Regions from separate parts of the Homo sapiens genome. Here region 1 is linked to region 2. Evidence: chromatin loops called from intact Hi-C (ENCODE). Cell type or tissue: IMR-90. All regions are shown on one strand. Links, peaks and the distances in the headings refer to the core of each region. The heading gives the core; the rest is flanking DNA. Region 1 overlaps FAM163A (family with sequence similarity 163 member A). Region 2 overlaps FAM163A (family with sequence similarity 163 member A).

Evidence for each region. Peaks named below come from ENCODE experiments on the same cell type or tissue, not always from the same donor. Only the 100,000 strongest peaks of a DNase experiment are listed, where the experiment ranks them.
Region 1: it touches region 2 in a loop (2.5-fold over the local background); 2 of 110 quality-filtered maps call a loop at or near these places.

Annotation. Positions count from the first base shown.
Region 1 is chr1:179,752,054-179,757,427 of GRCh38, reverse strand. The region is part of intron 1 of FAM163A (family with sequence similarity 163 member A); the gene reads right to left. Among named protein-coding and RNA genes, the nearest start is that of FAM163A, 11 kb to the right of the region's middle. In IMR-90, for the core only: no CTCF peak of the experiment used is centred there; a DNase peak (open chromatin) is centred at 3,217; H3K27me3 peaks cover 760 bases.
Region 2 is chr1:179,807,390-179,812,763 of GRCh38, reverse strand. It overlaps FAM163A (family with sequence similarity 163 member A), which reads right to left. Exons shown (of 5, transcript NM_173509.3): 2 at 4,876-4,966; 3 at 633-654. Among named protein-coding and RNA genes, the nearest start is that of MIR12116, 6.2 kb to the right of the region's middle. In IMR-90, for the core only: a CTCF peak has its summit at 2,750 (motif pointing right); DNase peaks (open chromatin) are centred at 2,763 and 4,513; H3K27me3 peaks cover 2,431 bases.

The DNA of each region.
Region 1 (5,374 bases), core at 126-5,125, 55 kb after region 2:
TATGAAATATCCAGGATTACCCCAACTCATTCTCTCCACTCCATGTCTAAAGGCCAAAAGATTCCTCCTGCTGCTCAATCCAGCCTCCCATTTGTAATCTAATCCTGCTTTCTTCTCCTTTCAGACCACGTTCCACTTAGTACTCCCTCTGCCTGTGCTTTCCCCTCTCCCCATCTCCACTCTACCTTTCGGTCCAAGGACATGGTCAAGCTTCTTCTACTCTTAAAAAACAACCCATTGCTTCTCCTCACATCCCACTCATAGCTACTATCCCAACTATCTCTCTTTTCCTTCCCAACAAAGCTACTAGGAATAAAAGTCTATACTTGCTGTGTCCACACCTTCACAGCAATTATCCAGCTTTTGCTGCAGTTCTCTGTACCAATCACAGCAACATTTCTCTAATGTTTGCGTAAACTTGCTGTCTCTACTTCCTTGCAATTTGTTTATTCTGAATTCACAGAAATCTGGCCTCCAACTCCTACTCGCTATTCTGAAACTGCTTCTGAAAAAGGTCTTCAGTGACCCCCGTACTGCCCCTCCCAAACACTCTTCTGCTGACTAGACACTCCTACTGGAAACTTGTTATCCCTAACTTTTCTCCTCTTCAACCATTCATGACACTACTTCTCCTGGTTCAGGCCTTACTTCCTGTTCCCTCCCTGACTCCTGACTCCACACTTCCCCCACCATGAGCTTCCACACATTTCTGTCCCTGCCTCACCATGCCTGCCTTAGGCACTCACCTGCTTATGGATGATTCCCAAAGCTAGATCTCTGGATTCAACCTTCCTTGAATTTCAGACCTGCACTGCCAGTTGACTCCTAGACGTTGTATTCTTAGATATCCCAAAGGAACCTCCAAATCAAATGGTCTAAAACAGATCTTTGCATTTACCTGCTCTTTCCCCCAGAGTACTTTTCCTCCTGTATTTCTACTGTTTAATTAATGGCACCACCATCCATCCTGTCCTCAAGCCCCGTAACTTGTGAGTTACAAGTCCTAGACATGTCCTCTTTCTCTCCCCTCACATCCAATCAATCTCCAGGTCCTGCACATTTTCTCTCTTAAGTGTTTCTAGAACTTGTCTCTTCCTCTATAGACATTGTCTATATTTAGACAAAAATACCATTGTCTCCATTTGGCTCCTCATTACCTCTTGACTAGATAGTTACGATACATTTACCTTCTTTCCTGACTGTCTGTACTCAACCCTAACCCTTAAACTACACAAGGCATTACTGCCTTCTGCTGTTCCAGATGGACCAGTCTGGCTTTTCTGGTAAGACTTTGAGATCTTTGATGGCATGGATCACATCTAGTATTTTGCTGAATCCTCCAATGTGCTCAGCACAGTACTGGGCCTAGAGTAGATGCCCAAAAGGAAAATGAGGCAGCAATGAGACACATCTGCTAAGAGAAGGTTGGTGTTGAACTATCAGCACCTGGGGTAAAGGGTGCTGCTCACCTAATTCCTTTGCCACAGTGAGAGCCTATCCTCAGTGTCAGCAAGACTTCAGCAGAGAGGTGGGGAATGGTCCTCTGAGGGGCCTGGGAAAGGGACCCCACCAAAGACATTATCATGGATTGCGGGGTCACCATGAGGACTCAGCTAAGTTCGGAGACCTTGAATCCATGGGCACTCATCTGTAAGGTTGTATGTGGTCCTCAAGCAGTTCTCAGTGGCCTGGCATCTTGGAAATAGGCCCTACCTGTTTTGTGGTGGTTGCTTCCCCTGGGAAATAAGAAGAAACAGTTCAAATCTTTCATGAATCAATTCTGTTTTCCTGAATTAGAGTGTTCTATTTCCATTATCTTGCAAAAATCCTCATTCCTTTGAGGCCTGTGCCATGTGATTATTCTTCACTCTAACCCCGATCCCACTGCCAACTCTTCTCCACTCACTGAGAACTTTAGCATTTGTTTCCCCTTCATCAAAAATTCTGCCATCATCCTGGAAAGTTTCAACATGCACAAAGATGGCCTCTGTGACATCCTAGCCACAACATTTAAAAATCTCCGTAATGCCAGTGGCTTTTCCTTTCATTTCACTCACCCACTACCATGGCCCCACCTTGGACCCTTATCACTGAAACTGTTTCTGGTCAACCCTCACCTGGACCACCCTCACAGTCTCCTGACCAATCATTCTGCCCCCAATCACAGTGAATCTTGGTTATAACCCCATCCTCCATCCCCATTCTACCCCACTTCTACACTCAAACTATTCTTCACTGACCACTAGAGTGGGAGAATTCTTTAGAGTGACCTTTCTTTTTTTTTTTTTTTTGAGGCAGAGTCTTGCTCTGTAGTCCAGGCTAGAGTGCGGTGGCACGATCTCCACTCACTGCAACCTCCGCCTCCTGGGTTCAAGCAATTCTCGTGCCTCAGCCTCCCAAGCAGCTGGGATTACAGGTGTCTGCCACCACACCCAGCTAATTTTTGTATTTTTAGTAGAGATGGGGTTTCACCATGTTGGCCAGGCTGGTCTCAAACTCCTGGGCTCAAGTGATCTGCCCGCCTTGGCCTTCCAAAGAACTGGGATTACAGGCATGAGCCACGGCGCCCAGCCTAGAGTGATCTTTCTAACATGTAAACCAGAAGGTGTTATGCCTCTGTTAAAAAGTCTACAGTGGTTCCACATCTACAAGGTCAAGTCAGGGTCCTTAGCCCAGCAGGCAGTACACCAGGCTACTGTTTAGCCTCTCATCGCCATAACCTGCCATTTTATGTTCTGACATCACTGAATACAGACAGCTCCCAGTTCCCCTTGCCATCTCTTGAAGCCTCTTGGCCCTCCCTCTGCCTGGAAAGGTCATTTTCCTGCTTCTCTGTAAAGATGTTCATTTCATCTTTACGTCTTTCATCCAGCTCAAATACTAGCTTCTCTGAGGAGCCTTCCCTGCTTGGTCTGGGCAGTTATGCACTTTCTCCTGCACTTCCAGCACTTTCTGATACAGCCATTGCAACATTTATCTTATCAGATTAATATCATGAGGGCTGGAACCATTCCTCTTCATCTGTGTGTCTCAGTCCCGGGTGCAGGCCTGGTGCAAAGCTGGCTTCTGTAGACATTATGAAAGGATTGGAGGAATGAGTTCCAAAGTCTTCTGTATATAAGCAAGGTCAGAAGAGATTGAGCTCTTAAATTACTTAAACCTCTTCTCCCTTTTCCCTGGCTTAGTGCCCTGCCTGTATGATTAAATCCCCTAACAGAATCTACCCTGGCTTAGCACCACATACAAATCCTTCAGCACTGAGTCATGGAAAGGCTTCCAAGTGCTTAGAAAAAAAAAGAGACTGGTGCTTCAGAGATGGGAAGTAAGACAAGTGATAGATACAGAGATGTCCTTCCGCTTCTGAGGTATCACCCGCCTGGGAGAATTGGTGAATATTTTATATTAACATCAATCATGTGGTCAGCACTCTGCTAGCCACCGACAGTGAAGATAAAAGTTAAAACAACAGCATACCTTTGTTAATCACTTTCTATGTACCATCTACAACTTTGTGGGGTAGGTATCATGGTTATTCCTATTTTTTAGGTAAGAAAATGGGCTCAATATCACACAGTTAATAAGTGCTCCAATATTATCATCTTTCTCTACTGTCCTCACCCTTTCTCTCTTCACCGAGTCTTTCTCCTAGTGCTCATCACACGCACTCTAAAATAAACTTCTTCCTCCATCCTGCCTCGCCTTCTATTTACATTTCAACTTCCTTCTTTTCATCAGATGGTAACATTCTTGCCTTCCCACCACCATATACACACCTATTGACATCTGCCCTTATCCTATCCTTCTCTCCAGTTACCCCAGGAGAGTGGTCCCTCTTTCTCCTAAGACCAGTCCCTCCACTGCAGTTTGATGCTGTCCACCCATTTTCTCAGGAAACTACACTATGAATTAACCTTCCTTTCATCTATAATAACATTTCCATTAAACTGTGCCCTTTCCATTGGCTTTTCAAAAAATTATGGTAAGAATACTTAACATGAGACCTACCCTCTTAACAGATTTTGAAGTGCACAATACAGTATTATCCATAAACACAATGTTGTACAGCAGATCCCTCACATAACTGAAATTTTATACCCATTGATTACCAACTCCCCCTTCTCCCTAGCCCTGGGCAATCACCAGTCTACTCTCTGTTTCTGTGGTGACTATTTTAGATGCCTCATGTAAGTGGAATGATACAGTATTTGTCTTTCTGTGGCTGGCTTATTTTACTTAGTATAATGTCTTCAAGGTTCATCTGTGTTGCAAATAGCAGGAATTCCTTCTTTTTAAAGGCTGAATAATGTTCCTCTTTATGTATACACCACATTAAATCCACTATGCATGGATTTTTTAAAAATGTGGTGTATACATAGAGTGGATATGGTTGTTTCCATCTTGGCTATTGTGGATAATGCTGCAAGAAATATGGGAGTACTAATATATTTTCAAGATTCTTATTTTAATTCTTTTGGATAAATACCCAGTAGTGAGATTGATGGATCATATGGTAGTTTTATTTTTAATTTTTTGAGAAACCTCCATATTGCTCTCCACAGTGACTGCACCATTTTACATCCCCCCCACAAACAGTGCACAAGAGTTTCAGTTTCTCCACATCTTCACCAACTCTTATTGCTTTATACTTTGATAACTGCCATCCCAACAGGTGTAAGATAATATCTCATTGTGGTTTTGATTTACATTTCTCTGAAAATTAGTGATTTGGGGCATCTTTTCCTATGCTGTTGTCCATTTGTATATCTTCTTTGAAGAAATATCTATCAAAGTCTTTAGCCCATTTTAAAAATGGCTTGTGTTTTGCTATTGAATTTTATGACTTCCTTATATATTTTGGAAATTAACCCCTGATCAGATGTACAGTTTGCAAATATTTCCTCCCATCCCATAGGCTGCCTTTTCACTCTATTGATTTTTTTTTTTTTTTTTTGGCTGTACAAAAGCTTTTATGGTTTTGTAATCCCACATGTCCATTTTTGCTTTTGTGGCCTGTGATTTTCATATCCATGAAATCATTACCAAGACTAATGTGATGAAGCTTTCCCCTATGTTTTCTTCTGAAAGTTTTACAGTTTCAGTTCTTATGTTCAAGTTTTTAATCCATTTTGAATTGATTTTTTGTGTATGATGTAAGATTGGGGCCCAATTTTATTCTTTTGTATGGGGATATCCAGTTTTGCTAACACTATTTGTTGAAGAGACTATCCTTTCCACTTTGCGTATTCTTGGCACTCTTGTCAAACATCAGTTGACCGTATCATGTGTGGATTTATTTGTGAACTCTCTATTCTGTTCCATTAATCTATGTGTCTTTATACCAGTACCATACTGTTTTAATTACTGTAGTTTTATA
Region 2 (5,374 bases), core at 80-5,079:
AGGAACAGCTGCCGCTGATTGCGGGGCTCCTCCCTGTGTGGCATCATGCTAAGCACCCCCACGCATCTTACTACATCCTCGCGATAACCCTTCGGGGCAGTTATTAGCTATCCCTACCGCACGCATGCTGAACGGGGCTGCGAATAATTTGGCTGCGATTCCACCCAGCCCGTTCATCCCAAAGGCTGTGCTCTTGATCCCCGCCCTCTTGGCACACACCCCAGTGGTCCCTGAGCCTTTGGCCCGGGCTGGCGGGGAAAGGGCCACATCTCGAAAACACCAGGTGGCTCTTCTCTGGCTCAAACCAGCACTTCTTTTGGGGGTATCTCTCTTCTCCTTCAAACCCTCCTGGAAAACAAAGGCAAGGCGAGCCCAGAGGGAGTGGTGTGTGGCATTCTGGGCCCTGGAAGGCTGTGGCCAAGCTGGGGAGACTGGTCCTGGCTTCTGAGGCTGAATGAACAGGACAGAGGCAAGCTCTGGGCATGAGGCTGTCATGGCTTCAGACAGATTCTCCTTTTAGGTCAGTGAATGGGGATTTCTGAGCCTCCCAGGTGCATTGGGACCAAGGGGCAGGAGGGTGGGGAATGGGAAGTTGGCATCTTGGAGATGGAAAAATGACTACGATCACTTACATTCAGTAAAGGGAACGGCGACCTGCAAGACAACAGAAAGGACAGAGATGTTGGAAGAAGAGAGTTACTCACTGAAAAAGGCCAGAAGGGTTAGATGATTCCCAGACAACCCTCATTTTGCTTTCTTCGCTGTGTGGCATATCATCAGTGAGCCCACAGACCCCAAGTCCAGGTCTCCAGCTGGGTCTCCAGCTGCTAGTAGATAGACATTTCAGTGGATGTCCCAGTGGTCATCTCAAACTCAGTTATGACAGGTTAAAGTCACCACCCTGCTCTCCAAATGGACTCCTCTCCTCCGACCTGTCTGGAGGCTCTGTTGGTGGCTCCACCAGAGCTGTCCCGAAGGGCTTTGCAAATTGTTTATTACTCAAAGGGCAAGTGGGGGCTAGAACCCAACTGCACTGTGCTCACAAAGCTATGCACCCTGGTGTGTTCACCAGGTAAAAGGGGGTGCCTTTATCTCTTTACCCAAAGATATCACATGTCCACCACTGTCCTCTTAGAGGGCTGCACCTGCCCGGCAGTGTGGCTCCAAATCCACTCCCGCTCTGTGGACCAGCAGCGTGGGCATCACCTGGGAGCACCATTAGAAAGATAGCATCTCAGGCCCCCCACAGGCCTAATGAGTCAGAGTTTGCATTTTAACAAGGTCCCAATTGAGTAGGTTGCACATTAGAGTTTGACAAGCCCATGGGACGTTCCCCTAGCTGCCCAGAATTTAAACTCCTCAAATTCTTCTTTGGCTACCCCAGTCTTCTGTCCCCCACACCAGTGAAGACTCATCACCTCTCAAGCTGCACTGGCACAATGGTTTCCTAACAAACCTTCCCAGTTTTGTCTCTGAGTACCCTTCCTGCCACCAGCTGTTAAGCCTTCCTTCATACCCCTGGGCCTTTCTGTGACTCTCATGCACCACATTGCCTGCAGGATACATTTATCTGCCCATAAACTTTTAGAGACAGCTTCAAAGACATTGCCATCCCCCACGTTCCTGCACACTTACCCTATTTATCTTTCCCTCCTCACCTCCCTTTCTTCCGCTTACGTGATCCACTGCCCCATCATGCAGTCCCACTGTTCTTTTTTTTGGAGACAGAGTCTCACTCTGTCCCTCAGTCTGGAGTGCAGTGGCACAATCTTGGCTCACTGCAACCTCTGCCTGCTGGGTTCCAGTGATTCTCGTGCCTCAGCCTCCCGAGTAGCTGGGATTATAGACGTGCAACCCCACACCGGGCTAATTTTTGTATTTTCAGTAGAAACGGGGCTTCACCATGTTGGCCAGGCTGGTCTCAAACTCCTGACCACCCACCAAGGTGGGTGATCCACCCGCCTTGGCCTCCCAAAGTGCTGGGATTACAAGTGTGAGCCATAGTCCTACAGTTCTTAAGCAGCTTATTGCCTAGTGATGAAAAGATACGGGGCAAACCTTAGGATACAGTGTGAGACTCGCAGCCACAGAATTGCAGACTAGAGTTGCGGAACCTAGAGTGGGGCAGCTACTGACTGAGGGGAGATGCTCCACTGCAGGTGTTGTATTGAGCTGAATCCTAAAAGCTGAGTGAAAGCTTATCCAGTAGACAAGGTGGGGAGGGCAGAATGAACAGTCCAGGGGTGTGAGAAAACAGTTCCAGGAACTGCGAGGGATCTGGCGAGGCTGGGACAGGCCAGGGCAGGCATGCAGCTGCAGAGGCTGCAACCCGGTCAAGGAATCCAGATGAACTCTCTTGGAGACCCTGGGGGTTTCCTGACGGGGCTTTTGACAGGGGAGCGTGTGGCCTTTCTTTTTCCATCTGTTTAAATCCTGCCCATCCTTCAAGGTTCTGAGAAGCCTCCCCTGACTGCCCCAGCCCTGAAGCTCTCTCACTTCTGGGCTCCTATTGCAATGCCCTTCATGGTTTGCTCTTCAAATCCCGCTTGGTGGGATGAGAGTCAACTTTTCATGTGGGAACATCTTGACTCCTCCACTATATTATAAGTCCTCTGGGATCAAGGGTTGTGTCTTACACGGTCTCCTATCCCCTGCAGCCTTATACACCATGCCTGACACATACCGGGTACTTAATAAAAGCTCACTGTTTAGCTTGTCACAGCCCTGGCAGTTATGACTCTGACAGACCACCAGGGGGCAGCAAGCTGTACCTCTCAGCTCAATCCCATCTGCAGACTTGAGCGTCACTGTTCGAGACCACTTTGATTTTGCCCAGGTGCATGGCGGGCCATGCTTCAGGGGTTTCTTGGGGCATCTGGAGGCGGGGTCAGATGAATCTCAGCGTGGGGAAGGCTTAGGCACTTTCACTACAGCACCACTTCATCCCCTCACCACTTCCCTGCATATTCGTCGCTGAGGGCTGCTTATGGACAGAGAGGTCTAGGAGTGACCTGAAGCTGGGGAGGCAGCAGTGATCCACCCCACAGACAGGCTTGGACTAGTGTTCCAGGATGTGCCAAGCCTATTTTAGGAGACAGGGAATTATGGAGAAGCTGTATAAGAACAGTGCCCTCCCTCCTCCCTGCCCCTGTGCTGGACCACCCCTCTTTCAGGACCACGCAGGCTGTGCACGGCAATGGCCTGGACATCGGGGGCATGGCAGTGTGGGCAGAGCTGGGGTTCTCAAGGCCCAGGTTCGAGGATCACCTGTGCCACTGAGCAGCTACCCCATATTGGAAAATGACCTTCTTTCTCACTTGTAAAGCAAAGATGAACAAAACGCTCAGCTCTCACATTCCTCTCACGTCTCCCTTGCCAGTAGGATTGCGAGGAATCGTAACCAAGGCTTGCCTCTCTTCCTCTGAATTCTCAAGTGTGACTGTGAGGAAAGAGGGGGATGGGTGTGAGAGCTCTTTGTGAACTAGAAAAGACCCCACAAACATGGTTTTGGGGGGCCTCGACATGTTGTGGCTGTTTAGGTCTGGCCTTAAAATCATAAGCCAGGAAGGGACATGTACAGGGTATGAGATGAACTAATCAGCTCTCAACCAGTTTCCCTGAAGCCCCAGTACTAATGGAAAAAAAAAATTTTTTTTTGAGACAGGGTCTTGCTCTGTCACCCAGGATGGAGTGTAGTGCTGCAATCTCGGCTCACTGCAGCCTCAACTTCCAGGGCCCAAGCGATCCTCCCACCTCAGCCTCCCAAGTAGCTGGGACCAAAGGCATGTGCTACCACGGCTGGCTAATTTCTGTACTAATGGTACAGTTTAGCATTTAAATTCCCACATTCAGTGGCTCTCTATGATTTCAGGAGGGCTCATTGTCTCTTTGCAACTAGATGCAAATGCTGGCAATATCTCCTTACACCCAAACAGCAGCCTACAGTTTACAAAGTGCTCCATTTATGCTCTCTTATGGCAGGCAGGCTCTGAGATGGCCCAAGTGGTCACTGCCTCCTGGCAGTCATGCCCTTGTGTACTCCCCTCCCCTGAGTATGGGTGTGGCCTGTAACTTGCTTTAACCAATCGAAAACAGCATGGGTAATGGGATGTCACTTCTGTGAATAGATTATATAAGATTCAGACTATTCTCTTGCTAGCCATTCTCTCTGATAGTTTTGATACTGAAAGTTGCCATGTTGGGGAAGAAACCTAGGGTGGCCTCTGGCCAATTCCTGGCTGGGGACTGAGGCCCTCAATCCAGCCTCCCAAAAGGAACTGAACAGCCACATACATGAGAGATGAAGTGGATCCTTCTCCAGTTGACCTTTGGGATGAATTGACAACCCCAGCTGAGACCTTGAGGCAGCGGGTCAACCAGCCATGTCTGGACTCCTGACCCACAGAAACTGATAATCACTGTGTGTTGTTTTAAGCTGCTGAGTTTGTGGTAGTTTGTGACGCAGCAAAAGATAACGAATACATTCTTGAATCTTACAAAAGCCCCAGCAATGCTGGAGGAGAAGCGAGACCATTAAGTCATTTGCCTAAAGTCATAGGATAACAAGTGCCTGAGTCAGGGCCCACGGGCCAGTGCTGTGGAGTTTCTAACACACCAGCTGCCTCCTGAGGTGTCCTGAGGACAGGAGAAAGAGGTCCCTATGTTCCCACCCAGGTCTCAGCAGGTCTAGGGCAGAATGACTCAGTGGTGGCCAAGTCAGGGAATGGGGGTAGCCAAAGAGGACAAACCTGCTGTCCACTAAAGAATCCTAAGGGCCTTCCCTCTGTGACCAGGACTTGCTGAAGCTCCTTCCCCACTGGTGGCCCAGACACCCTCTCCCAGAGGAAAAGGGAGTGGCCCGTGCCTTACACTTACGTGAAACAGCTGGAGCAGCGGTGACTCAGTCACGCGGGCTACACCTGAGCAGACAGCAGTTGGGGGTGCGTCTGGCCAAGGGCATCAGTCCCTGCCAGAGAAGAGAAGGAAAGGCTCATGAGAGCTGGACAGGGAGGCTGAGGACAGACAGGCTCCTGCTGGCCCCCAGTTGTGACCCCAGCTTCTAGAGTGGAAGTCTCTCCAGGGGTTTGCTTCTTGAGGTAAACCTCCACAGCTGCCTTGGTTTCCGAGGCCCCAGCCTAAGAACCTGAGGACAGACCTGTAAGGTTACACCTATCCCAGCTTTGTCTCCTTCCCTCTGTGCTGCTGCTGGAAGCCTGTGCCCAGGGCAGCGGCAGGATGCTGGGCACATGTCTGGGAGGTGACGGCGAGTGGGGCAGGGCGCTCGGCTGGCTTTCTCCTGCTCCACTGGAGGATCTGGATCTGTGCTCAGTGGATGTGTCCTTGTTGCCTGCATGACTGACCCTGCTCTTAACAT